5 separate regions of the Homo sapiens genome follow, and regions 2, 3, 4 and 5 are each linked to region 1. The links are chromatin contacts, found by Hi-C or POLR2A ChIA-PET in ENCODE. All regions are on one chromosome and are shown on one strand. The core of a region is the stretch at or near the end of the contact, and the rest is flanking DNA. Distances in the headings are between cores, read along the strand shown.

Region 1 (3,585 bases), core at 1-2,500:
TTGGTCACGCGCCGCTCCTTGAAGCACCTGTACGCGCTGCCGGCGGCTGCCTTGTTTAGGGCCACGCACAGCGCCCCGCTGGTGGAGAAATCCAGCTGGTGGCAGAACCTGGAGTGGGACAGAGTCCAGAGTCTGAGCCACTTTCCTCCACAGACGCCACCGTGGGGCTCCGGCCGCCCCCCCTACCTGAACCCGTAGCAGGTGTCAGGGTCGGCCAGCTCGGGAAAGCGGTACCGCAGCTGCTTCTGCAGGGTCAGAGTCTCCCGCCACGCCTTGCTGTCAATGCGAACGTCCCAGTGCTTGTTGACCACCAGGAAGTCGCGGCTCCGGTACACGATGGACAGGTTCTCCACGCTGCCTGGCTCCATGGCCGGCCTGCCGAGCCACGCGTGGGTGCGTGTGCTGTGAGCACGTGGTGCGCCCCCAGCCCAGCATACAGAGGTACCCGCACCGCCCCACCCGGGCTCCGGTGCGAAGCCACCGAGCCGGGTCCGCAGCCCTACTGTGCACCTGCATCCTCAGTCCCCGAGATCAGTCCCCAGGGCGTCAGCTGGGGAGTCAAGGAGTCAGCCTGCTCCGGGCTGACCTGAAGGGCCCTGCCTGACCTAAGCCTGGAGAAAGAGCCCGTTCCAAACCTGCCCCACAGATCCTCCCCACAGACCCTCCCCTCCAGGGGATGCACGTGAATGCCTCTGCCCGACGGTGGGGGCGGGGAGGGGCTGCAGCACTACCAGGCCCGGCAGCCAGGTCTGCCCGCAGCGCGGGTTAGGGCTGGGGCCTCCTCGCTCCCCGCAGTCCGCGCAGACCCGCGCCCCGCACAGGCCCGGTGGGCAGGCCGACCCTGGCTCCGAGCCCCTCCCGCGCCCACGCCCACGCCAAGACCAACCTGCTGCCGGGCCGTGCAGTCCAGGCCCCCGATGCCGTGCCCGGCGCCGGCTCCAGCCGCGCGCCCGCGCGCTGGCGACCCAGAGACCCTGGAAGCTCCGCTCCGGACGCCTGGCAGCGCTTCCGCCCTGCACCGCTGCGCGCGCAGCCCCGCCCCCCCCCCCGGCCCGCCCCCGGCCCGCCCCCGCCGCGGAAGGGCGGCTGCGGCGGCCAATGGCGAGCTCCCCAGGACAGGACGCGGGGGCTGCGGAGCAGGAACTCGCCCCGCCCACCCCTCGCGCAGCCCCGCCTCCGCCACGCCAACCAATGGCGCGCGCCGCCGGGCACGCCGGCTGCTGATTGGCGGCGCCCGGCACGCTCGGGGCGGGCAGTGCGCGACGGCGGCGGCGGCGCGGGAGGTTCGGAGCGGGAGCTCGGGCTCGCGGACGGTATGGAGGACTACGAGCAGGAGCTGTGCGGCGTCGAGGATGATTTCCACAACCAGTTCGCGGCCGAGCTGGAGGTGCTGGCAGAGCTGGAAGGTGGGGCGCGGCCCCCGGCCGTTGGGGAGGAGCTGCGAAAGCCGGGACAGTGGCGACCTCGGGGAGGGCGTGCCGGGGGCCGAAGGGGCCTCCACGTCGCCGCTGGCGGGATCTGCTGTCTCGGGGCGGCCGCTGACAATCTCCTCTCCCAGCAGGGGCGTCGACTCCGTCGCCCTCCGGGGTCCCCCTGTTCACCGCGGGCCGACCCCCGCGGACGTTCGAGGAGGCCCTTGCCAGAGGGGACGCGGCCTCCAGTCCCGCCCCAGCCGCATCTGTGGGCAGCAGCCAGGGCGGCGCCAGGAAGAGGCAGGTGGACGCCGACCTGCAGCCGGCCGGGTCCCTGCCCCACGGTAGGTTGGCGGCATTGCCCCAGGGCCTCCGGAGTGGGCGCGAGGCTGAGGAGGCCTCTGGTTCCCTGCATGTGTCTCCCCCAGCCCCCAGGATCAAACGGCCTAGGCTGCAGGTGGTCAAGAGGCTGAACTTCAGATCGGAGGAGATGGAGGAGCCGCCCCCTCCCGACTCCTCGCCGACGGACATCACCCCGCCGCCGAGCCCTGAGGACCTCGCAGAGCTTTGGGGCCACGGGTGTGTGGCTTGGACATGGGCGTCCCATCCCATCTGTCCAGTGGGACTCAGATGGAGCCCATCCCGTGCCCTGGATGAGGCCTGGGGGGTGGGGAGGGTTCCATGGCTGAGAGCAGTCTCGGACACCCATATCCAAGGGTGACCCCACGCTTGAGTTTCTGCCACTGAGCCCCGGTCTCTCTCCAGAGTCTCAGAAGCTGCTGCCGACGTGGGTCTCACACGGGCCTCACCAGCTGCCCGCAATCCCGTCCTGAGGCGGCCCCCCATCTTGGAGGACTACGTCCACGTGACATCCACGGAGGGCGTCCGGGCTTATCTGGTGCTGCGTGCTGACCCCATGGCCCCGGGGGTGCAGGTGCGTGGCTGTGGCCTTCCTGCACGGTGGGTGGGCCAGTGCTGCTCAGGAAAGGGTCCTTGGAGCCCCTCACCCCTGCCATTTGCTTAAAGCGGGTCCTGTGCAGAGCCCCAGGGGTGCAGAGGGGGAGGCTGCGTCATGGGGCGTAGACTTAGAGGACACAGCCTCCCCACAGCAGGTTGCTGTCCAGCCTGTTTGTATGGCCTCGGGTGGAGAGGGCCTCCTTGCTTCCCCTCCTGCTTTTGCCCTTTCCTCCTTTCTCCTAAAGCTGCCCCCAATTTCCCTTTGCAGCTGACCCATCTGGATGGCTTCATTCCTTTGGCACCCCTGTCCAGTCTCCCACCCCTCACTGGCCAGCTTACTGGGGTTGTCCCACCCGGGTCCCTGAGCACTGATGGGGGCTGACGTGAATCCTGTGACCTAGGAGGGGCCCAGAGGCAATTGTCCTCCCTTCCCCACAGGGCTCTCTCCTCCACGTCCCATGGCGAGGCGGTGGCCAGCTGGACCTGCTGGGTGTGTCCTTAGCCTCCCTGAAGAAGCAGGTCGACGGCGAGGTAGGGGCTGCGGGTTTGCTGGGGGGCGGTGGCGGGGCCGCCTGAGCCCTCCTGATTCCAGCCTGTTGTTTGCACAGCGGCGGGAGCGGCTGCTTCAGGAGGCCCAGAAGCTTTCAGACACCCTGCACAGGTGACTTGGTTGGCCCTTCCGCCCTGGGGACCCTTGTTGGCTCTTGCACCAACTCCTAGCTCCTAGCGTGTGGGTTGGCATGGTCCCTGCGAGTTGTTTGTGGCTCAGGACGTGGTCCTCTCCAGTCTCAGGTCGGGGGAGGAGGAGGCAGCCCAGCCCTTGGGGGCCCCTGAGGAGGAGCCGACTGACGGTCAAGACGCCTCCAGTCACTGCCTCTGGGTGGATGAGTTTGCACCCCGCCACTACACGGAGCTGCTCAGTGATGACGTGAGGTCTTGTTCTCACTCAAGTGTGGCTGGCTTCCTCTGTTCCCAAGATGGAAGAACCTGGGCCCAGTGATTTTTGCACAGCCAATCCACTGGGCCTCGGAGACGGAGTGGGCTCTGGTTTGCCCTTTTGAGTTGTAGGTGGTGAACTGAGCACAGGGCTGTGTGCTACTGGTCCCCTGTGACCTGTGAGGCAGGCTAGGGGTCCAGGGTGTCACCTGATCCAAGTCTCTGTTCCCTTTCCTACCTTCACAGCAGCTGACACTGGAGTGCCCCTGGGGAGGGCAGG
Region 2 (6,336 bases), core at 2,316-4,815, 890 kb after region 1:
CAGGTTGTGTGGACTTTACATGGGACCCTGCTAAGCTGGTTGAAAATGTTTTTCTTGTGTTTTAAGAATTAGGAGACATGGAAGAGGAAGAACAAAGTCCCCTCTGTAGTTGGTTTCCTTCCTGTGTCCCTTTGCAAGCTTCCAGGCGATCTAAGGTGTCATTTCTCCCTCCTGGGGTGACCCTTAGGCGCTAATATGATTACAGCGAAGACTTTCCTGATAAGTTCTCAAACTCGATGTGTGACTGTTTGGCACTTGAGACAAACCTGCCTTTGCAGGGAAAGTGTCTCTCACGGGCATTGGTGTGGGCGTGCCTGACATACGTGTTCAGTCCCTTGCATACCTTTGCCTTGAGACTTCTGTGTCTCCTTCCCATTTGGGACACCCAGGTGAGGGCCCAGACATCTGGATGTGGTCAGACCTCACCAAATATATGCCTTCGTGGTGGTCTCCCTCCTTGCGCCCTCTTGGGTGGCCAGCGTTCCTACTGCAGACGGCCCAACATCCAGTCTTTCCCCAGGACAGAGCTAACAAGGGCCCCTTTGCCTTCTCATCCTCAGGAGTTCCAGGCACATGAGTCACCGTCCATCCACATCCAGTGTGGCCTGGAGCTGCTACAGAGGTGTTGGGCAGGCCATGCCTGTGCCGCCATCTCTCCCTTCCTGCCTCATTTCATCCCCCGCAGCAGCCGGGATTGATTGTGCTTTCCTAACCCCCTTGGACCTACTCTCCCTCCTCCCCACCATTCCTCTTCCCCCACATGTGTGGCACGCTGCAGCCCTCAAGGCCAGCCCTGGCCCCTCCACTGCTTCTCTCCCCATCCACAATGGAGAAGGTGAAAAGAGGAGGGAAAGGCCTTTGGTGTGGACAAGCATGTGGACGCCCTCCGTCCTGCAGTCTTGCCAGCCCACCACAGCCACTGTAGACCACAGGCAGGCCGTGTACTGCACCACTGGGAGGACGTGGAGAGGACAGTGAACTTCCAGGCAAGAGCTTCCTTCTTTTGTCTCACGAGTTTTTCTTAGAGCTCTTGCCTGAGCTGGCTTCCCTCCTTCAGACATTGACATGAGATCTTAAGCAAACAGTCCCAAACCTCTTAGGGGTGAAAAAAGAAACATGCCACTTGATTAGGAGAGAGACAGCAGTGTTTGAACTACAGCATCTTTACACTAGCTTGTGTTTTGTGCTACGTATACCAGCTTCCAAAATTAGCATCTCATTGAGCCAGAGAAGACAAGGAGATCTCCCTCTGGGCATCTGGCTTTGCTGCGTCTCTAGAGGGTTAGGATACCAGGCCGAGTTCAGGCCACTGCTAGCTTTCTCATACTCCCACAGGCTAGACCAGAGATGCCAAGTCCCAACAGCACTGAGCTGTGTGCACTGTGCCAGGGACAGGAGGGTTTGTGAACTGCCTGTCAGGGTACCTGTTAGCCCCTGACAACTCAGTGGGGTGAAGTTTTGGAGGTCAGAGTCTGCTTTCGTAGGCTCTTTAGACAGCACCTACCACTTGGTTCTCCAGCGTAGACTCCTGGGAGCAGCCAACTGCAGCCATTGCCATCCAGTGGGGAGATGGGTTAGGGAGGAGGACGGGCTGACTCCTCTCCTGTAATAAAGCTGACAAGAGTTCTAGAGGATTCTGCTTCTCTAGTAACTAGACAGGTGATACGCATTTGCTTGCCACATTAAGGGAAAATGGTGTCATTTGTTGCAGAAAAACAATGGATACATTTTCTTCTGGCCTAAATGAATATTTATGTGCAAACATAGGCAACTGTTAAAGGCTGGAATTTTCAAAAGATCCAAACAGAGACTTCCTGCATCTTCTGCCTTTCCAACAGAAGCGGTGATCGTCTAAGTATGAGCCTGTGGCTTCCTTTGTGCATTTGAGCATGCTGTAATTAAGATGAGATCAGTTTCTTAGAAAAAGCTTTCCTGAATCCCTCTGACGTTGCCTGGGATCTTTCTGTTGATTCGTCTTTTCTGGAGATTGGGACAGAGCATCTGTGGTCCAGGGAAGTTAGTCCTCTGGCCTCAATTCTGTTGTGGATGTGCAGTGATAAGCGGGCATTGCGTGCCTCGGGGGATGCCTAGTTCGTGGCTTCCTGGCTGTTTTGTCCTTCTGTGTCTTGTAGCTGTAGGGTGCCAGCTCAGGGAGTGGGGTGTTGGCGGCGTTTCCGCGGTTGGCCTCCTTGCTTTGCCGCACCTCCAGGTTCTGGGCATGAGAGGCCGTGGCCTCATTTCTGGTGGATAACCTTTTTAGTTTAATAGCATCTTTAATTAGATCACAGCATTGAATTCAAAATTTCTTCTGCAAAGAAAGTTGTGGGGCATAAGACACCGGGAATGAGGGAGGAGGAAGACAGTTGTGTTTTCTCTTTAAACCTTGAGCTCTAGCCGATGCATTTGTCAGGAAATACAGCACTTTGTCTTAAGAAAACAAGGAAGGAGGCCGGGCGCAGTGGCTCACGCCTGTAATCCCAGCACTTTGGGAGGCCGAGGCGGGCGGATCACCTGAGGTGGGGAGTATGAGACCACCCTGACTAACATGGAGAGACCCTGTCTCTACTAAAAGTACAGAATTAGCCGGGCGTGGTGGCGCATGCCCATAATCCCAGCTACTGAGGAGACTTGAGGTAGGAGAATCACTTGAACCTCAGCGGCGGAGGTTGCAGTGAGTCGAGATCGCGCCAGTGCACTCCAGCCTGGGCAAGAAGAGCGAAACTGGGTCTCAAGTTAAAAAAAGAAAGCAAGGAAAGAGTAATTTACAACGAAGGAAAAAAACCCACAGCACACCCTTCGCGGCTGTCAGCGCTCTCCTGATGTCACAGTGGCTGCGTGTCCTTGGGGTGGGTGAGGTGTGGGGAGCCCAGCCCCTGGCCCTGCCTCCCGCGCCCCGCTCCCCTTCTCTCTCTTACTCGGTTAAGCCATAGCGAGGCCTCCGCTCGTTTCAGATATGAATTTGTTTTATAGATTATAAATATGCATATACAGTGTATGTATAAAGCAGAATGCCTGCCTTTCCTGGTTATTTTTTGTACCATATTGTAAATTATATTATTTATTCTTTACCAATTTTGGGAATAAAAGGTGTTTTGGTTATTTAATATAATAAGAGCTGTTAAACTTCTGTTTAAATTTCCAGTTCAACTTGTAAATGTTTTTATTGTGCATAAATACATACTAATGTTGATCTAAGGACTGTCGTTTGTGCCTGTTCTTCAGGGCCGCGCGCCCATGCCCGCAGTCCCTGGTCGGGCAGGTGCGGCCCAGGTGCGGCCCCGCGGTCGGCTCGCGGGCTCCCGCAGACCGGGCTTCCTCCCGAGGGCGCGGCCGTCCCAGGGCCCGCCCGGCCCGCCGCCCAATGCGAGCTCCCACCTCCGCGAGCGGCGTCGCCTTCCCCAATCGGCTGCGGGCGCGGCGCCGACCGTTCAAAGCCTAAGTCGTCGGGGGTGGGCGTGAGGGGCGGTGGCCGCGCTGAGATAGGCTGCGGAGGGATGATTGGCGTCTTGGCGCCCAATGGGCGCTGGCGGGCGGCCTTGAGTACCTGCGCTGGGCGGGCGGGAACGGCGCGCGGCGAGCTGAGGGTGGCGGCGGTCGACATGTTCCAGGTCCCGGATAGCGAGGGCGGCCGCGCCGGCTCCAGGTGCGGCGCGGGGCACACGGGAGGCGGGCGGATAGCGCGACCACGTGGCGGGAGCGGGCCAGCCCAGGGCGTCCACCAGCCGTGTGGGGTTGGGGTGGGGTTGGGGGGCAGGGCGACCTCACAGAGGCCCTCGGGGCCGCCGCCCGCCTTTCTGCGCCGCCGCCAGACCGAGGCCCGAAGCCCGAGGGGCCGCTCGCTGAGGCCCGGGCTGTGGAGAGCTGCCCGCGACCGAGGCCGAGGGCGGGGAGGGGCGCCCGGGCTCTGGGAACAAAGCTGTGTGGAGGGCGGGCTGCGCTCCCTCGCGCCTGGGCGCCCGCGTTCCGTGTGGTGCGTTCCGTGGGGGGTTTCCTGGGGGCGGGGTGTGCCCGTGGGTGCGGCCCATTTTGTCTGTGGGATGCGTGTCCATGTTCCCGGGGGGGTGTCCCTAAGGGGTGTGCGGCGATGTGTTCGTGGGGGGTGTCTGGCCATGCCCCCGCTCCTGTGCGTGTGGCCGTGTGCCCGTGTCCCTGGTGTGTGTGTGGCCTGTGCCCTGCCCATGGCCGCGCTTCCACTAGTTCATGTGAGTCCACTTCCTTTGGAAAGTGCCAGGGCGTCTGGGGAAGAGTCAGTTCTATCTCCTGGGAAGGTGGATGGCGCTCCTGGGCTTCGCTGTAGGAAGAAGTGGATTGGGACGAAGATATCCTGACTCAGCTTTAATAGCCAGGAACACTGAGCACACTTTTCTTATGTTTTTGAACTTTTAAAGCACTCTTTGGGTATTGGGACTCGCATGAATTAGAGGGACAGAGCTTACAAGGTCTTTCGTGCCACTTGAGCAGTAAACTTGCATTGTGAAGTTTGGGTCTTCAGATGCCTGAGGTTTTCTGTATGATGAGCCCCTCTGTGGCACAGCCTCGCCAGAGAAGTAGAAGAGAATATGTGTGCCATGACTGTTAAGACCAATACTATATTGCTTCTCAGCCTTTTGGCTATGATCAAGTGAAGACAAATACTATATTGAATAAATACTAAGTAAAAGAATTGCTCCAACTTGCTAAAAATAAAAACCCTTTAGATTGGCCGGGCGTGGTGGCTCACACCTGTAATCACGGCACTTTGGGAGGCTGAGGTGGGCGAGTCACGTGAGGTCAAGAGTTCGAGACCAGCCTGGCCAACATGGTGAAACCCCCGTCTCTACTAAAAATGCAAAAATTAGCCAGGCGTGGTGGTGTGTGCCTGTAGTCCCAGCTACTTGGAGAGGCTGAGACAGGAGAATCACTTGAACCCAGAGGCAGAGGTGGCAGCGAGCCAAGATAATGCCACTGCACTCCAGCCTGTACGACAGAGCAAGACTCCGTCTCAAAAAAAAAAAAAACCCTTTAGATTTGAGGGAGTTAGGTCAGTATTCAGTAATACTTGTAACCAAATAATTACCCGTGGCAGGGTGCAGTGACTCAACGGCTGTAATCCCGGCACTTGGGGAGGCCGAGGCAGGTGGACCACGAGATCAGGAGATCGAGACCATCCTGGCCAACACGGTGAAACCCCGTCTCTACTAAAAATACGAAAAAATTAGCCGGGTGTGGGGTGGCGGGTGCCTGTAGTCCCAGTTCCTTGAGAGGCTGAGGCAGGAGAATGGTGTGAACCCGGGAGGCGGAGCTTGCAGTGAGCCGAGATCACACCACTGCACTCCAGCCTGGATGACAGAGCAAGACTCCGTCTCAAAGAAACAGCCCTTCATCCATGGAACAGTGATTATTATGCCTAGGTCTGCACCGATGTGGGACCAGGAGTTTAAACTAGTGCTCAGAGCGAATCCGGTTTCTGGTTCCTGGTGGCCAGAGTTTTGCACCACCCACATCAGTGGGGGGAGGGACTGCATCCCCAGCCCTGTCCCAGTTGTGTGCATTTAGTACGTTTCCTTTTTGTTTGTGCTGCCTGGCACTGGCTGCCCGGTAAATGATGGTGTTTATTATCACCCTGAGCGACGCCGATGTTTTTATATTGACTTTCACGCTCCAGAAGTTAGCTGCACAGGGCCGCACTAAAGTCATACTCACACTACCCTGGGGGACTGGTTTCTGGACAAGGTGTTGAGAAAGGGAGAAAACTCTTCCTTTTAGGATGGTGAGGAAGGAAAGCCGGTCTGAACTGGATGATGAGGTATCACTGGAAGCTTCTGCTTGGGGTCCACCAGACGCTGCACATTTGCCACTCATCTGAACGGGGTCGAGTCGCAGGGCGGGCGCCTTGTAAGCGTCACATTTAGTTTTGCTGTGAAGCGAGTCAGGTGGTGGCTGTAAGATTACCTAGCCAGGTTTTCCTCTCCTGAGACCTCACATCTCTCCTTTCCTTGCTGAGGGATTGTCTTGTGTTAAAGGGGTTTCGTAAAAGCGTTATGCTTTAGCCGCGATTAACCTGAGGTCTTCCTTCAAGCTGGAACATTTCTATTTGTAAGGAATTTAATCCAAGTTTATTTCTCACTGCTTCTCTCTAAGCCTGACCAGTCCCCTCATCCTTTCTGAAACTCGGGGACAAACTATTAGAGAGGGTCAGGAGCATGGAGACCCCCGAGGAGGGTCACACAGCTTTTCCCTACCTCTCCAGTGCTGCAGTCCACTCCAGCTGTGTGAGGTTTTTCTTCTCCTGTGCGCTTGAGTTTCTCTTGTGTGTTTTGAATATCTTCACTGAAATATATGGAAGGGGTACCACAA
Region 3 (6,336 bases), core at 2,153-4,652, 620 kb after region 1:
AAGACTAGCCTGGGCAACATGGTGAGTCCCCATCTCTACAACAAATTTAAAAATTAGCCCGGCGTGGTGGTGGACACCTGTGGTCCCAGCTACTTGGGAGGCTGAGGAGGGAGGATCGCTTAAAGCCCAAAAGGCCAAGGCTGCAGTGAGTCGTGATTGTGCCACCACACTTCAGCATGGGCAACAGAGCAAGACCCTGTCTCAAAAAAAAAAAAAAAAAAAAAAAAAAAAAGGAGGCGAGGAAGGAAGGGAGGGAGGGAGAGGAAAGAAAGACAGGGAGGGAGGGAGGGAGAAAGGAAGGAAGGCAGGCAGCCAGCCAGGCAGCTGGGTACAGTGGCTCACGCCTGTGATCCCAGAACTTTGGAAGGCCAAGGCGGGTGGATCACGAGCTCAAGAGTTCAAGACCAGCCTGGCTGGTCTACTAAAAATACAAAATTTAGCCGGGCATGATAGCAGGCGCTTATAATCCCAGCTACTCGGGAGGCTGAGGCAGGGAATTACTTGAACCCGGGAGGCGGGGGTTGCAGTGAACCGAGATCGCGCCACTGTACTCCAGGCTGGGTGACAAGGGCAAAACTCCATCTCAAAAAAAAAAAAGAAACTGGAAAAAGTTTTAAGAAAATGCCTTACTCTTACGGACACCTAGGAGGTGAGAGGGAATACCTAAGAGAAAGCACAGAGCCATTGCTCACGGATGCCCAAGGAGGGGACGCACGAGCCCCCGGGGGTCGGGTGACAAACACGGTTCTCAAACTCATCCGAGACAATCAGTGAGCAGAGCCACGTGATTACACCCAGCACATGGGCACCGCTCTGCCTCACGCTCCAATGCCCTGGACCCACCGAGACCAGAGGATAGGAGGCAGCCAGATCCTGGAGTGCAAGAAGCTGCCCTTCCCTCAGGAAGCTCTCACCTGAACCCAAGGAGGGTCCACCAGACCCCCTTAACACATTCTCGAGACTGCGAGCCACATGCATCAAAATCACCTAGGAGGCCCGTGGCCCATGTGGTCCCCCCAGCTGGTGTGGACGAGGCCCGTGGATCTGCACTGCCGGCTGGTTCCCAGGGAACGTGCGAGAACCACCGGGCTTAGGAGACAGGCAGTGTACACGACTCCCTTCCAGCTTAAGGACGCAGGCATAGGTGGGGGGCCCAGAGCACAGCACTGAAACAGCTGGGGGTGATGGGAGGAACAGGCGTACTCCCATGCCGGGCTATATTGCTAATTTTTTTTTTTTTTGAGACAGAGTCTCACTGTTGCCCAGGCCGGAGTGCAGTGGCACAATCTCAGCTCACTGCAACCTCTGCCTCCTGCGTTTAAGCGATTCTCCTGCCTCAGCCTCCCGAGTAACTGGGATTACAGGCACCTGCCACCATGCCTGGCTAATTTTTGTATATTTAGTAGAGACAGGGTTTCACCATGTTGACCAGGCTGGTCTTGAACTCCTGACATCAGGTGATCCGCCTGCCTTGGCATCCCAAAGTGCTGGGATTACAGGCGTGAGCCACCGCGCCCGGCCTAATTTTTTTGTAGAGACAGAATCTTGCTGTTTCCCAGGCTGGTCCCAAACTCCTGGGCTCAAGCGATCCACTTGCCTAGGCCTCCTGAAGTATTTGGACTGCAGGTATGAGCCACTGCACCCGGATGCCTCTGAGTTTTAAAGACTGCTCGCACGTCCCAGGCCGGCCGTGGGCTTTCCTCTTGCTCCCAAAGCCCAAGCTCATCATGAGATCAGTTTAAACAGCAAATTCTACACACCCTGAAGTGAGTGGAACTTTCACCTACGCCTTAGGTCCTAAGGCATTCAACATTTTAAAATTAAATATTGCAAGAGGATCTTTTAATAGAAAGATCAGACTCCTGGCCGGGCACAGTGGCTCACGCCTGTCATTCCAGAACTTTGGGAGGCTGAGGCAGGTGGACCACCTGAGGTCAGGAGTTAAGAGATCAGCCTGGCCAACATGGTGAAACCCCATCTCTACTAAAAATACACACATACACAAAAATTAGTTGGGCATGGTGGCGCACGCCTGTAATCCCAGCTACTCGGGAGGTTGAGGCAGGAGAATCACTTGAACCCGGGAGGTGGATGCTGCAGTGAGCCGAGATCGTGTCACTGCACTCCAGCCTGGGTGACAGAGGGAGACTCGATCTCAAAAAAAAGAAAGAAAGAAAAAAAAAAGATCAGACTCCAGACCCGCCAGATACAAGCAGCAACAGTTAATCTTAGAAATGGATACTTGGAAAAGTTTCTCCTCCCACCAGTTACTCACAGAATGCACAGTGGAGACCCAGCTAGGCACACCCCGGACCCATCCAGACAGGAGTTCTGCACCTGCCGGACGACAGAGGCCTGGGGAGGCGCACAGGGCAAGCGGGAAGTGTCAGGTCTGTCAGGTGACACCGCCAAACAGAGCTCTGGAAAGAAGACAGAGGCCGGGCGCAGTGGCTCATTCCTGTAATCCCAGCACTTTGGGAGGAGAGGTGGGTGGATTACTTGAGCCCAGGAGTTCGAAACCAGCAAGACCCCACCCCTACAAAAAATACAAAAATTCAGCTGGGCGTGGTGGTGTGCGCCTATGGTCCCAGCTACTTTGGAGGCTGAGGTGGGAGGATCACTTGAGCTCAGGAGGTTGAGGTTGCACTGAGCCAAGATCACACCACTGCACTCCAGCCTGGGCGACAGAGTGAGGCCCTGTCAAAAAAAAAAAAAAAAGGACAAACCTGTGTCTGTGTGTCAATCTGGAAAAGTGGCACCACAGGAATGGGGCAAGCCTGTTTTTTCTGAGAACGAGACCCAGGGTGGCTGCAGGGCCACAGTGCAGGAGCGCTCTTCTGGACAGGGGTGGGCTGGCAGATGGCCACTCGTTCTGTGGCTACACAGCTGCAGGCCACGTGTATTTTTTTTTCCCAATGAAAATGGGCCTAGAGGCTGGGCATGGTGCCTCAGGCCTGTAATCTCAGGACTCTGGGAAGCCTAGGCATATGGATCGCTTGGGTACTCCGGAGGCTGAGGCACGAGGATCAGCTGAGTCCAGGAGGCAGAGGTTGCAGTGAGCCAAGATCGAGCCACGGCACTCCAGCCTGGGAGACAGAGCCAGACCCTGGCTCAAAAGAAAAACAAAAAAAAGATGGACCCTGGAGAGGCCCGGGGTCCCGCGGGGCGCCTTTTCTATTTCTTTACCGCAATCTGTTTAAAGAGAAAAGCAAGCGCCTGCCCCTCAGCTACACCCCCGGGGCCTCAAGGCCACGCCCACATGGGAGCTGCCCCCCCCCCCAACGACCAGGACGGTTCCCACGGGGGCGGGGCTTCACACGTGACCCGGGACAGCCAATCGCGGGCGCGCAGCGGAGGGGCGTGTCGCGCGGAACAAAAGGCCTTTCCCGAGCGGGGCGGGGCGGGGCCGAGATCACGCTGATGCCCACAGGACCGGCACGGCGTGGGGTGCAACAAGGGGCAGCCACCCACCTAGGAAAGGGTGCACAGTGGGGGCACCCACGGGGGCAGGCACCGGAGGGGGTGCCCACAGAGGATAGAGGACGCCGAGAAGTGACCTGGGGAGCCATAGGATGAGGAAGAGAGAAGAGATGACAGCAGGGGCTGTAGGAGGTCACCCTCCACGGAGGGAGGGGTGACGGCAGAGGCGTCCGCAGGAGCTGGTACCGGTGGGGCTGCCCCCAGGGGGGGCTGACAGAGGCAGCAACTGAGCAGGCAGGGGTGGAGCGAGGTGCCAGCCTGCCGTGGAAAGGAGACGCCAGCAGCGGGGGGCCCTCCTGGGGTCCCAGTCCTGCTCTGCCCCACAGCTCAGCCCCAGCACCTCCAGCCACAACCAAGAGCAACGCCTGATACGGGCTAAGGGTCTCTGCTCTCTGATACACATTCATGTGTAAAATAACAGGTTGGTAGTATCAACACCCAAAATAGAAATTTCTTTTTTTTTTTTTTTGAGTCTTGCTCTGTCGCCAAGGCTGGAGTGCAGTGGCGCGATCTCGGCTCACTGCAACCTCCGCCTCCCACGTTCACGCCATTCTCCTGCCTCAGCCTCCCAAGTAGCTGGGACTACAGGTGCCCGCCACCATGCCCAGCTAATTTTTCTGTATTTTTAGTAGAGACGGGGTTTCACCATGTAGGATGGTCTCGATCTCCCGACCTCGTGATCTGCCCGCCTCGGCCTCCCAAAGTGCTGGGATTACAGGCGTGAGCCACCGCGCCCAGCCAAAATAGAAATTTTAAAAACCAATGAACTAAAGAAAAGGAAGGCCCTGTCCTTATTCTGAACGTTCCTTTATTTACAAATTCCGAGGCAACCCTTAATGAGAACCAGAACGGGTACTTCAATAGGACAAACTGGCTATTCCCTTTGTTCAGCGATGAGAAAGTCCCACTCCCGTGGAATGAAGGATAATTATGGAGGAGAGATCTCAGGGGAGGCAGCCTGTCAGACACTTCCTAAAGGGCCGGTCGAAGCAAGTCATTCACACGCTACAAACAAAATCTTAAATAAAATAAGGAAATTTCCTTACTATGTGTGCATATACCCAGGTATCCAAAACAAAACACCAAACAGGCATCTTAGCCCCACTTACCACCCTCAATTATAAACTGTAAGCCATTCAGACAGCAGGCTAATATTTTTGTAATGATGTTATGGAACTGCTACTTGAGCACAGCTTGAAGTGACCACCTAGAGGCAGGCGCTTACTACAGCACTGTCCATCCCTGTAAGAACTGGATACCACCCTGTGCCTAGCAGTGAGGCTGAGTCCACACCAAGACACCCAGACTCCGCAACAAAAACTTATGAGGCCGGGCGCGGTGGCTCATGTCTGTAATCCCAGCACTTTTGGAGGCCAAGGCTAGCGGATCACCTGAGGTCAGGAGTTCAAGACCAGCCTGGCCAACATGGTGAAACCCATCTCTACTAAAAACACAAAAATTAGCCAGGCATGGTGGCACACGCCTGTAATCCCAGCTACTCAGGAGGCTGAGGTACAATAATTGCTTGAACCCAGGAGGCAGAGGATACAGGAGCCCAGATCGCACCACTTCACTCCAGTCTGGTAGATAAAGCGAGAGCGAGACTCCATCTCCAAAAAAAGAAACAGTTATGAAAAGATGCTTTCTCGCCGGGTGCAGGGCTGCACACCTGTAATCCCAGCACTTTGGGAGGCTAAGGTGGGAGGACTGCTTAAGTCCGGGAGGTCGAGGCTGCAGTGGGCTGTAATGGCACCACTGCACTCCAGCCTGGGTGACAAAGCAAGACCCTGTCTCAGAAAAAAAAAAAAAAGAGAGAAAAAGATGCTTTATCTTTATGCATTAAAAGCATCACCTGGCCAGGCACGGTGGCCCATGCCTGTAATCCCAGCACTTTGGGAGGCCGAGGCGGGTGGATCACCTGAGGTCAGGAGTTCGAGACCAGCCTGACCAACATGGAGAAACCCCATCTCTACTAAAAATACAAAATTAACCGGGCGTGGTGGCACATGCCTGTAATCCCAGCTACTTGGGAGGCTGAGGCAGGAGAATCGCTTGAACCCGGGAGGTAGAGGTTGCGGTGAGCCGAGATCACGCCACTGCACTCCAGCCTGGGTGACATAGAGTGCTGCCAATCAGTGCCCTGTATTCAACACTGGAGTGGGGTCAGACAGGCTGGGTGCTCGTCTTCACACTTCCAGGACCCCCACACCAGAGTTAAGCAGCAGTGGCCCTACTTGCAACTCAGGATCCCAGGTCTGGGCAGATAAGGGGCTTGACCAAGGGAAATCAGGGGCTGAGCCCAGACATCAACTAGACAAATACCTGCCTTTGAAAGCCCCATTTGCGGAAAACAGTGGCTTAAAAACCAATTCAATTATGCACTTTCAGAACCGCCTTGAAGTACATCACCATCCTAACCAAAATGGGCTGACTACATTATTTCAAGTTTAGGCATCAACCTGCCTTAACAACACTATGGCCGGGTGTGGTGGTTTGCACCTATAATCCCTGCACGTTGGAGAGGCCAAGGTGGGAAGATCGCTTGAGGCCGGGTAACACAGCGAGACTCCATCTCTACAAAAAAATTAAAAATGAGCCGAGGTGTGTGGTGGCTCACACCTGTAATCCTAGCACTCTGGGAGGCTGCGGTGGGAGGATCTCTTGGGTCCAGGAGTTTGAGACTGAGACCAGCCTGGACAATGTAGCAAAACCCCTTCTCTACTAAAAATACAAAAACAATTAGCCAGGCGTGGTGTAGAGAGTCTATAGCTCCAGAGGCTGAAGTGGGAGAATCACTTGAGCCCAGGAGGTAGAGGCTGCAATGAGCTGAGATCGTACCACTGCACTCCAGCCTGG
Region 4 (4,595 bases), core at 187-2,686, 560 kb after region 1:
CTTTGCTGCGAAACAAACATTCCCACCAAGACTGCCCCACGCCTCATCAGGGCCTCTTTAGATCAGCAATTCAGTAAGGAGGACGTGGAGGATAAGGAGGATTCTCTGGGCAGTGGTGCCCTGATAATGAATGGCACCCCACACACCGGCCCTGATAGAACAGCGATCCCATTCTGCCTCTACTGCAACTCCACAGGCCGAAAACCTGAAGTGACAGTTGGGGCTGGAACCGTGGTCTGTCTGAACTGTTCCCCTGTCCGTCCCTTATGCTCCTCCTGGGGTCTGTCGGCAGGAAACATGATGCTGGGAGCATAGCAGGAACAGCAGGCCGCCGGGTCACACTGCTGTGGGGCCCCTGGACTCACCTACGATGCAGAAGGTGGCAGCAAACGCTTCCACGCAGGAAAGTCTGTAGGGCCGGCCATAGTTCACGGGGTTGGCGGCCACCAGGTAGGGCAACAGGCGCAAGTGGCTCCCTCGCATCTTCCCAAACGGTGTCTCGTCCAGCCTGGCCCAGGAGCAGTCGATGACGGCGACCCCAGACTGCGCCACCAGCTGTCTGCCAGGGACAGCATGGGATAAGTTCAGGAGCCAGCACTACCCAAGGTGGAGCATGCCCCGGAGAATGGCCTAGCTAAGGGATTCAGGGACATCATTCCGCCATCCCCAAACACCCTCAAACGGACTTCACGAGCAAGCTTTTGAGGCAGCTGCTTGGGGCACCTGGAGCATGTGTTTATTCACTCAACAAACGTTTATTACCCCAAAACCTCCTTTATCCCAGGCTCTGCGCTACGCAACGGAGGCAAACTAGACAGACGTTCCCTGCCCACGTGGGTGTGGATGTGGGTGCGACATACAAGTGCCACTAAACCATCCCTGAAGGGAACCACGCGCTGGAAATGAAGACGACCTCGGGCAGGCCTCCCGCGCCTACCTGTCTGCGGGGGACGCGTACTGCTTGCCCACGGGGCTCAGCACCAGACCGCCGAATCTGTGGCCCAGGCGCAGGCAGCGCACCAGCCCCAGGCGGGCCAGCTTGCGGCCCGTGCAGCGCCGGGGGTCGCAGTGGCCCAACTCCCACATGGCCAGCGTGCAGGGCAGCGCCGCCGGGCCCGGGCCGCCCTCGCCGTCAGCCGCCCCTGGCTCCACGGAAGCTGCACGAGAGAGAGAAGGGCACTCGGCCTCAGCGTGGGACCCCCGGGCAGGCCCTCAAACCCTGACCCGCTCTCCCCATCACGCCTCGCTCACCCTGCAGCGCGGCGCCGACCTCCTCGGCGAAGGCCTCCAGGGAGCGCGTCGGGAGGTGCCGAGGGCGGCCGCCTTCCGCCCCCGGCCCGCGCGCTGCCCTCCTGCGGCCCATGGCGCGGACCTGGGGTGCCGGGGACTCCCCACCCCACGGCCGCGCCCCTCGGCCTCCCAATGGGCTGTGCGGCTGCCAGCGCTTGCGCCGGACGCCACTTCCGGTCCCCGTGGTCACGTGACCGTCACTTCACGTGACCGCGCGGCGGCCGCTGCGGCGCGATGGCGGCGGGGCTGGCGCGGCTCCTGTTGCTCCTCGGGCTCTCGGCCGGCGGTGAGTGGCCCGGCCGTCCGCGTCCCCAGGCCCCGCGCGCGCTCTGCACCCCGGCCTCCCCGCTCACGGTCTCGCTCCCCGTAGGGCCCGCGCCGGCAGGTGCAGCGAAGATGAAGGTGGTGGAGGAGCCCAACGCGTTTGGGTGAGCAGCCTCGCGGGCTGGCGGCTCGAGCGGGGGACGGCCCGGGCCCGTTCCCCGCTGACCTTGCCGCTTCCCGTAGGGTGAACAACCCGTTCTTGCCTCAGGCCAGTCGCCTCCAGGCCAAGAGGGATCCTTCACCCGTGTCTGGTGAGTGAGGAGCGCTGTTGGCCGGCGCGGGGGTGGCCGCGGGGAGCAGCAACAGTGGAGGATGGATGAGTGACCCTGAGAGTTACGGCCCGGAGTCTAAAGCATTGGTTTGTCAGCCTTCTAAAATTAATGTGGAAGTACGAGAGAATATACCAGAACGTTCTTGTAGCGAATTAAATTATCTCCAGACTTAGTCCTTCCTTTCCTTTCCGAGAGGTAACTGCTGTTAATAGTCTGGTGACTTTGCAGACGCGTTTCTGTGCTTTTACGTGCGTGTCTATGCAACTGGAAAACGTATAGTTTTTGTAATCTAATCGCTTTTTTAAAAAATCATGCTGCGCGAGTATTTGGCTGATTTGTCGTTGTCACTCGCTGTATCTCTCGGGACGCTTCATGGTGATGATATAGGTCTTCGTTCTTTCTCTTGGTGCTCAGCACGCGATAGGATGGCACTGCACTCCCCGATTGTATTTAGGTTCTTGCCATTTTTTTGGCCATTAGAAATAGTTCTGTGGAGAACATGCTGTGTAGGTGCTTTGGTTTGCCCTCAGGTGAGCGGTTTCCCAGTGCAGGATTCCAGAAGTGGAATTGGTGGGTCATGAGTATATATATCATTTAAACGCTGAATGAGTATTAAATATAATAGACAAAAATCCAAGAATTTTTTTTTTTTTTTTTTTGAGACAAGAGTCTCGCTCTGTCGCCCAGGCTGGAGTGCAGTGGCACGATCTCGGCTCACTGCAACCTCCGCCTCCCAGGTTCAAGCGATCCTCATGCCTCAGCCTCCCGAGTAGCTGGGATCACAGGCATGCATCACCATCACGCCCAGCAAATTTTTGTATTTTTAGTAGAGATAGGGTTTATTTCACCGTATTGACCAGGCGGGTCTCGAACTCCTGACCTCAAGTGATCCGCCCATCTCGGCCTCCAAAAGTGCTGGGATTATAGGCGTGAGCCACCGCGCCCAGCTTTAGTAATTTTATTATCGAATACCTTTATGTGTTAGGGTCTGTGCTGGGGTTGCAGAAACGAACACAGATATACCAATGCTTGTCCTCATGGAGCTGACAGTCTAATGGGGAGGGATGGAGGAACAGGCACTGAGCCTGTAGAATTAGATAAAATACATAGAATGGCCAATGATGAAAAATGCCATGTAGATGTGTGAAGCAGAGGAGGGAGTGTGTGTATGTGTGTTAGAGTATTGTTTGGGGGATCGCTTTTTTTATTTTTTAGAGACGGGGTCTTGCTCTCTCACTCGGGCTGGAGTGCAGTAGTGCAATCATAGCTCACTGCATCCTTGAACTCCTGGGCTGAAGCAATCCACCAACCTCAGCTTCCTGAGTAGCTGGGACTACAGGTGCACGCCACCATGCCCGGCAAATGTTAAGTGTTCTTGTAGAGATGGAAGTCTCACTATGTTGCCCAGGCTGGCCCCAAACTCCCAGCGTCAAGCAATCCTCCTGTCTTGGTGGGGATTGCTTTAAATAGGGTGCTGAGGAAAAGTCTAAGAAGTGACATTTCAGCCAAAAGCTAAAGGAGAAAAGGGAGTAAAGCTGTGGCTATTTGGGGAAAGGGATCCAGGAAAGGGAGTGGCCAAAGGCCTTGAGCAGGACAGCCAGGGCCAGAGGGGATTCAGCTGGGGTAGCCACAGATCAGAGATAAAGGGGATCAGATGGTGCCGCACCGTGTTGGTAGGTTTGGTGGACTTTGACTCCAAACACATCTTTTTAAGTTTTTTGTTGTGTGGCTGGGCGTGATGGCGCACCTGGGGTTAGGCTCACTTCCCTGCGGCTCAGAAGCCATGGGATGGTGGCTTCCCAGGGCCTGAAGTGCTGGAGTCGGGCCACCACCTATCCCAAGAAGCTGGGGAGGAGGCAGGCCACTGTGTAACAGCGCAGTTCCCGACCGAACCCCTTCCAGTAGGAGAGAGGCAGCCTTGGCTAATGGGACCACGTCTTTTTGGAGGTGAGAGTCCTGGAAAGAAAACAGAATATGCTGGTCGTGGTGGTGCGTGCATGTTGCTCGGGAGCCTGAGGTGTGACGATCGCTTGAGGTCAGGAGTTCGAGACCAGCCTGGCCAACATGGTGAAACCCCGTCTCTACTAAAAAAAACCACAAAAACAAAAGTTAGCCGGGCATAGTGGTATCCTCCTGTAATCCCAGCTGCTTGGGAGGCCGAGGCTGGAGAATTGCTTGAATCCAGGAGGCGGAGGCTGCGGTGAGCTGAGATCATGCCCCTGCACTCCAGCCTGGGTGACAGAGCAAGACTTCGTCTCAAAAAAAAAAAAAAAAAAAAAAAACCCATAAAAATTTAGAAAAGAATACCTCTTCTAGTTTTCCCACCCCCATCCCCACATCAGGGCCAGTCAGGTTCACATGTGCATTTGGTTCATTATGTGTCTTTAGTGTTTTAATTTGGAACAGTTCTCTTCCCACCTTTGGATGTAAGTGGCACATTTGTTTCCCAGTTTCCTGATCTTTTTGTTTTGTTGATGGTGTTTTTCTCCAGACCATTTTTTCCTGCGCCTGTGGGGTCAGGCGTGGATAGTCCCCCGCGTCTGTAGGGCTGGGCGTGGATACTCCCCCGCGTCTGTAGGGCCGGGCGTGGATTGTCTCCCACGTCTGTGGGGTGGGGCCGGGCGTGGAAAGTCCCCCGCGTCTGTGGGGTGGGGCCTGGATACTCCCCCGCATCTGCGGGGTGGGGCGTGGATCGTCTCCCGCATGTGC
Region 5 (6,336 bases), core at 3,623-6,122, 550 kb after region 1:
TTTATTTTTTGAGACGAAGTCTAACACTGTCGCCCGGGCTGGTGTGTGGTGGGGCGATCTCGGCTCGCTGCGGCCTCCACCTCCCGGGTTCAAGCGATTCTTCTGCCTCAGCCTCCCGAGTGCCTGGGACTACAGGCACACGCCACCACACCTGGCTAATTTTTGTATTTTTAGTGGAGACGAGGTTTCACTATGTTGGCCAGGCTGGTCTCGAACTCCTGACCTCGTGATTCGCCCACCTCGGCCTCCTAAAGTGCTGGGATTACAGGTGTGAGCCACCACGCCCGGCCTAAAAAATTCTTTTGGCTTTTAAGGATACCAGAAAAACACCCAAGGAGCCGGAGATGGCAATTCACCAAAATTCACCAAATTCACCAAAATTCACCAAATTCGCCAAATTCACCAAATTCACCAAAATTCACCAAATCTGAATCACTCTAACGAGCTACAGCATAAAATCACTTGAAAAGGTGTGTGCTGACTTGATCAGAGGCACAAAGGAAAAGAATCTCAAAGTGAAAGGACCGGTTTGAATCCTACCAACACTTTGAGAATCACTACAAGAAAAACTCCAGATGAGGCCAGGTTACAGCTCACGCCGGTAATCCCAGCACTTTGGGAGGCCGAGGCGGGCAGATCACGAGGTCAGGAGATTGAGACCATCCTGGCTAACAGTGAAACCCCATCTCGACTAAAAATACAAACAAATTAGCTGGGCATGGTGGCAGGTGCCTGTAGTCCCAGCTACTTGGGAGGCTGAAGCAGGAGAATGGCGTGAACCTGGGAGGCAGAGCTTGCAGTGAGCCAATACCGCGCCACTGCAGTCCAGTCTGGGCGACGGAGCAAGACTCCATCTCAAAAAAAAACTTATAAAAAAAAAAACTCCAGATGAGCATCCATAAGCAACTCATTGACTTGCACAGTCCTTCTGAGATTGTTAAGCAGATTACTTCCATCAGTATTGAGCCAGGAGTTGAAGTGGAAGTCACCATTGCAGATGCTTAAGTCAACTATTTTAATAAATTGATTACCAGTTGAAAAAAAAAAACAAAAAAATACAAAAATCAGCTGGGCATGGTGGCGGGCGCCTGTAGTCCCAGCTACTCGGGAGGCTGAGGCAGGAGAATCACTTGAACCCAGGAGGCAGAGGTTACAGCCGAAATCACACCACTGCTCTCCAGCCTGGGCAACAGGGCAAGACTCCATCTCAAAAAAAAAAAAGAAAAGGAGGGACTCTGAAGCCCCCAGAGCTGGGAGGAGTCGCCTCCCAACCCCAGCTCTGCACAGAAGGATGCACACTGAGGGCCTGGCCTCTCCCTGCTGGGCCCCTAACCACAGTGAGCACAGAAGCCCATCTCGCTGGGAAGGGGCCTCTGACACCCCCACCCTCAGGCTGGTGGGAGGCGGGGCCAGGGGACAGGGTGCCATCCTCCCTGCCATCCAAGCCTCACCGCAGCAGGGGCTGTCCTGCCTGCAGGGCTCTGGCACACCAATGGCCTTTGTTTGGGGGCTTGGTAGGACCCTGTCTTGGGCCCACTTCTTTGTCCCTGCCCTGCCCTGGACCCCTCACAGATGCTGCTACTAGCACGGAGGCCTGAGAGAACTCCAGCGTGACACTGGGTGGTCACCTCCAGCCGGCCCCACCTGTGCACGCGTGGCAGCAGGACTCCCGGAGCTTCTGGTGTGGGATCTGGAGACCAGCATCTCAGGCATGAGGCCAGACTTGGGCTGAGGCCCTCCCACCCAGAGCCCCTCTCTTGATGGGGCAAGGAACAGGTTCTGGCAGTCTTCAGGGTCCTCCAGCTCCGGGGCAGGCAGGGTCCCTGGCCAGAGTCCCTGGGCTCTGACCCCACGAGCTCTCCAAGGACCCTGCCCTTCCTTGCTTGGGTCCTCAGAGGGAAGTTGGGGGCAGATTCTGGGAGGCTGTGCCTGCAATTTCTAGGGCTGCCACCAGAGGGTGGTAGCACTGGGCCCTGCGCTGTGCTCATGAGCGTGGAACAGGAGGGGCTGTCTAACTCTGCCATGGCCTCACCTGTGTGCTTCAGCGGCTTTGGCGCCTGCGTATCCAGAGCCTGGTGTTTTTACCTGCCCCCCCATCTCCGCCCCCCGCCACCGGCCCGGCCCTAAGGAGGAAAAGCTACTCTCCCTGCCTGCCAGACCCTTTCCAGCACAAAGTCCTGAGAATGTGAAAAGAGCCAGGCTTGAAAAATGGCTTTTCTCAGCTTTGCACAAGCAGCCCTGGTGCCCCAGCAGCCTCCTCAAGCTCTGACCCCGTCTGGGCAGGGGGTCTCGTGTCCCGACACATCGGTGGGAGGTGTTCCTGCACCTGCGCCATCCCCTCACTGTCCCCGGAGCACGGCAGCTGTCTGCACTCCGGTCCGAAGGCAGAGACGCCAGGGTAGCCCCTTCAGAGTGAGGCCTGGGGCTCAGGGTGGGGAGGGTGGGCGGCCCACTCTCCTGCCCTCTCTCTTAGTGGGAGGGGACTCACGCGAGGATGGGCTTCCAGCCCCAAGCTATGGAAAGGTAAATTGGGTCACTGGAGGGGCCGGAGTTCTGGCTGGGTGGCTGCAGTTCCCATCCCCACCAACTGGGACTGAGGCTGACCTGCTGTGAGTTGAGACTGGCTCACTGAGGTCCCCCAGCTGCACCCAAGGTGGGTGCTGCTGTTGTCCCCATTTTACAGAAGAGGGAAACTGAGGCCCGGGCAGTGGAGGGTCGCCCTGGGGCAGGGGTGAGCAGGGTGCTGGGACTTTGATCCAGGTCAGCCTGTCTTCAGCCTCAGAACAAGTTGGAGAATGAAGGCCTTGGTCACTGAGTGGGGTGTCGCTCGGATCGTTCATTCCTCGACTCCTCACCAAATGTTTGTGGAGGGGACAGTCCTAGTGACCGTCCTCTCCTGGGGAAACGGAGGCCCAGGGCTGGTTTGGGACTCAACCTATCACTATGTGGCCCTGGAAAAGCCCTTTCCCGTCTCCGGACTCCAGTCTCCCTACCTAGAAAAGAGTGGGGAGAGGTCTCCAAGGGTGCTCCCGCACCCAACGGACTGCAGTGTTGGTTTCAGGGTTGGTGCTCTCGTAGGGGCCGGAGCAGCGGCTGCCCCTCCCAACTTCCTGTTTACCGTAGCTGCAGAGCCTGTCCCTTCACTTAAAGCCAGTGTGATCACCATGGCAACCGGCCTGTGTTTGTTCCAACAGGTGGGCAGAACCTGGTGCAAGACCGCAGAGGCAGGGGCGTCACTCCCAGACCCGGTCTCCAGACCCACCAGCCCCTCAGGAGAACACTGCTACAGAGTGGGGCTGAGGGCCCAGGCCCCCTCCCCTGCTTCCCCCACCGCGTCCCTGTCCCAGCCAGTCCCTGCATTTCCTGCAAGCTCCCTGCCCTCCCCCACCGGCCTGGCTGTGCTGGGTCAGGATCCGGCAGAGCCTGGGCCGAGCGTCCCGAAGGAGAGCCCACCCAGGGGTCCTGCCCCCGATCCTGCACAGACAGGTGTGGGGCGGGCATGGATTTGAGTGAGTTGGGATCCAGAAGCCAAGACAGTTGTTGGCAGACGGGCCCCCTCCCTTTGAAGAGCTGTGTTCTGGAAGCCTGTCTGGCCTTGGGCTGCCCAGGTGCCCTTCGGGTGAAAACTCCAAAGTCTGACCACCCCCCACCCCTTGTCCCCAAAGGGCTGCGAGTGTCCAGCTGTATTCGACCAAGGGCAGGTGCGACCGGGGGGCCGCTGCGCCCTCGGCAAGTCTGAGAGCCTCAGGCCCCCGACAGGACCATGCTTAGCACGGACTTCTCAAAGTGTGGTCCCTGGACTGGCGGCAGCAGACTGGAGCTGGGAAGTGCAGGCGCTGGCTGGCGTGGGGACCACACCTGTGATCTCAGCGCCTTAGGAGGCCGGGGAAGGGGGATCCCTTGAGCCTGGGAGTTTGAGACCAGCCTGGGCAACATAGGGAGACCCCCATCTCCACAAAAGAAACCAAAAAACATTAGCCGGCGGGTGGTCCCAGCTACTGGGGAGGCTGAAGCGGGAGGACCACTTGAGCCGGAGAGTTCGAGGTTGCAGCGAGTGGAGATGGTGCCACTGCGCTCCAACCTGGTTGAGAGCTATTTTTGAGAGCTTTTTCGAGACTCTGTCTGAAAAAAAAAGGGAAAAAACGCAGATCGCGCCCCCACCCAGACTTCGGGACCAGCGGGTTGGGGACAGGACCCATCAATGCCTTAACAAACCCTGCAGGAGACCGCGGGCCCGCTGGGGTTCCAGGACAGCGCAGCGGAGGAAGAGCGGGGAGCCACCCGGGAGGGGCTGGCGGGGTCCAGTGCAGACCCCAGGGGCTCCGGGGGCTCTGGCCGGCTGTGACCCCACAAGCGCCAACTGGGCCCTCACCAGAGCCCCAGGGACGATCGCCCCACAGACCGTCCGCGTGGGCGTGGGGCGTCCCGAGTGGATCCCTGCAGGACGCATCCCCGCCCCGAGAAGAGAGCGGCGGGGCCCGCGAGGTGTCCCTGAGTCAGGCCCTTCCAGAAAGGTCTGCACCGCTGCTGGTCTTCGTGACCGTGGCTTCCCTGGGGTCCGCGGAGGAGACCCCGCCGACCACCCCCTTCTAGACCCCACGCGCCACGGGGAGGGCGCGCGCGGCCAGGCGGGGTCCCGAGGCAGCCAAGCCCGCTCCCCGTCCCGCAGCCACCTGTGGGTTGACTCACAGCCCCGCATCCCGGGGGAGGGGGCTCCGGCCCGGCTCAAGGCACGGAGACCCCGGCCGGGTCCCCTAAGGCGCCGTGGACGCGGGGGGCGGGGCGAGCGCGGTCAGGCCCCGCCCCGGTCAGGCCCGGCCCCGCCCCCAGTCAGACCCCGCCCCCGCAGCGGCGTCCGCCCAGCAGTTGCTCAGTCGTCGGCGCGCGCGGCTGGGAGCGGTAGCTGTGCCTCGGCGTCCCCGAGCTGGTGCCGAGCGCAGCGCCCCAGGAGCCCCCCCATCCCCGCGCCGGCCCACGGTAAGTGCCGCGGGCTGCGGCCAGTGCTGTTGGGCCGCCGTCTGGGCTCGGCCCCGCGCCCCAACCCGGACGGACCGACGGCCGCCGCCCCCTTGGTCCGGGTCCCCCAGGAGGCACGGGGGTGGCCTCCGAGGCGGGGGGCGGTGGGAAGGTCTCGACGTCCCCTCGGCCCTGGGGAAACTGAGGCCGCGCATGCTTGGAGGGGCGGGGTCTCGGGGGCATTTCCCCTCCGAACGCGCAGGAGAGGGTGCGGCGGTGGGGTCCGCACTGCGGAGCGGACGGGGAGGGTATCCGGGCGCTGGCGACGGCCTCCCCCGCACTTGAGCCGCCAAGCGAGGCTTCGACCCCCGCGCCTCCCTCCCCGGGGGAGCAGACGGGCCCGGGGCCTCCCAGCACCCCTCCCGGGCGGGCTGCACCCCCCAGCGTCCTCGTCCCTTCCCTCCTCCCGCAGGTCCTCGTAAGGCCCTTTAGTCCCCCCGAAATCCCTGCGAGTGCAAAGCGGCCCCTCCTTCAGCCCCACTCGGCAAAGGGCTGTGGGCTCTTGCCTGGGCCGGGGTCTCCGGGGGAGGAGTTTAAAGTGACACACTAGACCCGCCCCCAGACTCACCCCGGACCGCCCGCCCCCTCCGAGGGGAGAGACCCCCATAGAACTGGGGGTGTGGCTCCTGCGGGCGCCCGGGGCCCCGGGAAAGGGGGTGCCGCGAGGCGGGGCAGGGAGGGGGTCGGTGAGCAGAGGGAGGAGGGAGCGCTGCGCAGACACGGGCGAGGGGAGGAAGAAGGCGCCTCGGGCTCCGGTCTCCTGCGCTCCTGCTGGGCGCCAGCGGCTGGACCTTGGCAGCCGTCTGAGGCTTCGGGGAGCCCAAGGCCACCGGCAGCGCTTGTTAGAATGCAGATTCCCGGGGTTCGACTGGAATGAGACCCCGGGGAGCAGCGTTTGCAGCGGGCCCGCCAGGTGACCTGCACCTGGGCACCGCCATCGGCTTCGCAGGGGCCATCTGGAGGAGTCGGTGAGACCAGGGAGAGATTCCTGCGGGAAACCCCCAGGGCCTGGTGAAGGGGAGTCGGGGGGCTGAGGGAGGAAGAGCAGGGAAGCTGGAGAGAAGACCAAGAGGGCAGCGTGGAGAGCCAGCCTGTGGGGCAGATGTCCTGCCACCTCCCGCCCCAGGCACACACCCAGGGCACCATCAGCTAACCCCCTGCCCCAAATGTGGTAAGAAGGGCGCCCCCAACACGTTGAAGGCGTTTGTTCCTAGACAGCCTGCACTGGGGAGGAAGGCTGACCCAGCCTCTGCTCCGCTGCCCCCAGACTCAGCTGCCTCACTGCCCCCAACCCTGAGCCCCCAAATGGCCTGGCAGGAG

Evidence for each region. A loop is a pair of places that touch in the nucleus more often than their neighbours do. ChIA-PET counts read pairs that join two places held with the same protein, here RNA polymerase II (POLR2A). Pooled maps may share reads with other maps.
Region 2: a loop to region 1 is called in a pooled map, with 8 times the contacts of the local background. The contact joins the promoter of JPT2 here to the promoter of CHTF18 in region 1. A Hi-C loop is called at or near these places in 4 of 50 pooled maps. POLR2A ChIA-PET finds 5 or more read pairs at or near these places in 2 of 52 experiments (PC-9 and WTC11).
Region 3: a pooled map shows a loop between it and region 1 (8-fold over the local background). The contact joins the promoter of UNKL-AS1 here to the promoter of CHTF18 in region 1. A Hi-C loop is called at or near these places in 6 of 50 pooled maps. POLR2A ChIA-PET finds 5 or more read pairs at or near these places in 2 of 52 experiments (WTC11 and naive thymus-derived CD8-positive, alpha-beta T cell).
Region 4: a loop to region 1 is called in a pooled map, with 5 times the contacts of the local background. The contact joins the promoter of TSR3 here to the promoter of CHTF18 in region 1. A Hi-C loop is called at or near these places in 1 of 37 single-sample maps with no recorded cell type and 4 of 50 pooled maps. POLR2A ChIA-PET finds 5 or more read pairs at or near these places in 2 of 52 experiments (PC-3 and activated T-cell).
Region 5: a pooled map shows a loop between it and region 1 (5-fold over the local background). The contact joins the promoter of BAIAP3 here to the promoter of CHTF18 in region 1. A Hi-C loop is called at or near these places in 1 of 37 single-sample maps with no recorded cell type and 4 of 50 pooled maps. POLR2A ChIA-PET finds 5 or more read pairs at or near these places in 1 of 52 experiments (PC-3).

What each region holds. Positions count from the first base shown.
Region 1 is chr16:787,370-790,954 of GRCh38, forward strand. It overlaps CHTF18 (chromosome transmission fidelity factor 18), which reads left to right and starts at 1,251. Exons shown (of 22, transcript NM_022092.3): 1 at 1,251-1,406; 2 at 1,562-1,756; 3 at 1,841-1,991; 4 at 2,178-2,346; 5 at 2,808-2,900; 6 at 2,978-3,030; 7 at 3,156-3,297. The coding sequence starts at 1,316. It overlaps RPUSD1 (RNA pseudouridine synthase domain containing 1), which reads right to left and starts at 1,012. Exons shown (of 6, transcript NM_058192.3): 1 at 887-1,012; 2 at 187-375; 3 at 1-108. The coding sequence starts at 368. RefSeq lists an enhancer at 1-285 and silencers at 735-824, 845-1,304, 1,485-1,544.
Region 2 is chr16:1,674,714-1,681,049 of GRCh38, forward strand. JPT2 (Jupiter microtubule associated homolog 2) reads left to right here and starts at 3,566. Exons shown (of 5, transcript NM_144570.3): 1 at 3,566-3,643. The coding sequence starts at 3,600. CRAMP1 (cramped chromatin regulator 1) reads left to right here. Exons shown (of 21, transcript NM_020825.4): 21 at 1-3,195. RefSeq lists silencers at 3,193-3,592, 3,623-3,982 and an enhancer at 3,423-4,058.
Region 3 is chr16:1,404,992-1,411,327 of GRCh38, forward strand. It overlaps UNKL-AS1 (UNKL antisense RNA 1), which reads left to right and starts at 3,403. Exons shown (of 2, transcript NR_188570.1): 1 at 3,403-3,901. The region is part of intron 2 of UNKL (unk like zinc finger); the gene reads right to left. RefSeq lists silencers at 3,181-3,358, 3,237-3,286, 3,337-3,406, 3,677-3,826.
Region 4 is chr16:1,350,442-1,355,036 of GRCh38, forward strand. TSR3 (TSR3 ribosome maturation factor) reads right to left here and starts at 1,437. Exons shown (of 6, transcript NM_001001410.3): 1 at 1,252-1,437; 2 at 938-1,157; 3 at 366-559. The coding sequence starts at 1,363. GNPTG (N-acetylglucosamine-1-phosphate transferase subunit gamma) reads left to right here and starts at 1,490. Exons shown (of 11, transcript NM_032520.5): 1 at 1,490-1,576; 2 at 1,661-1,718; 3 at 1,798-1,865. The coding sequence starts at 1,525. RefSeq lists a silencer at 1,015-1,714.
Region 5 is chr16:1,328,773-1,335,108 of GRCh38, forward strand. It overlaps BAIAP3 (BAI1 associated protein 3), which reads left to right and starts at 4,873. Exons shown (of 34, transcript NM_001199097.2): 1 at 4,873-4,977. It also overlaps the pseudogene RPS20P2. RefSeq lists an enhancer at 3,001-3,050 and silencers at 3,827-4,027, 4,763-4,922.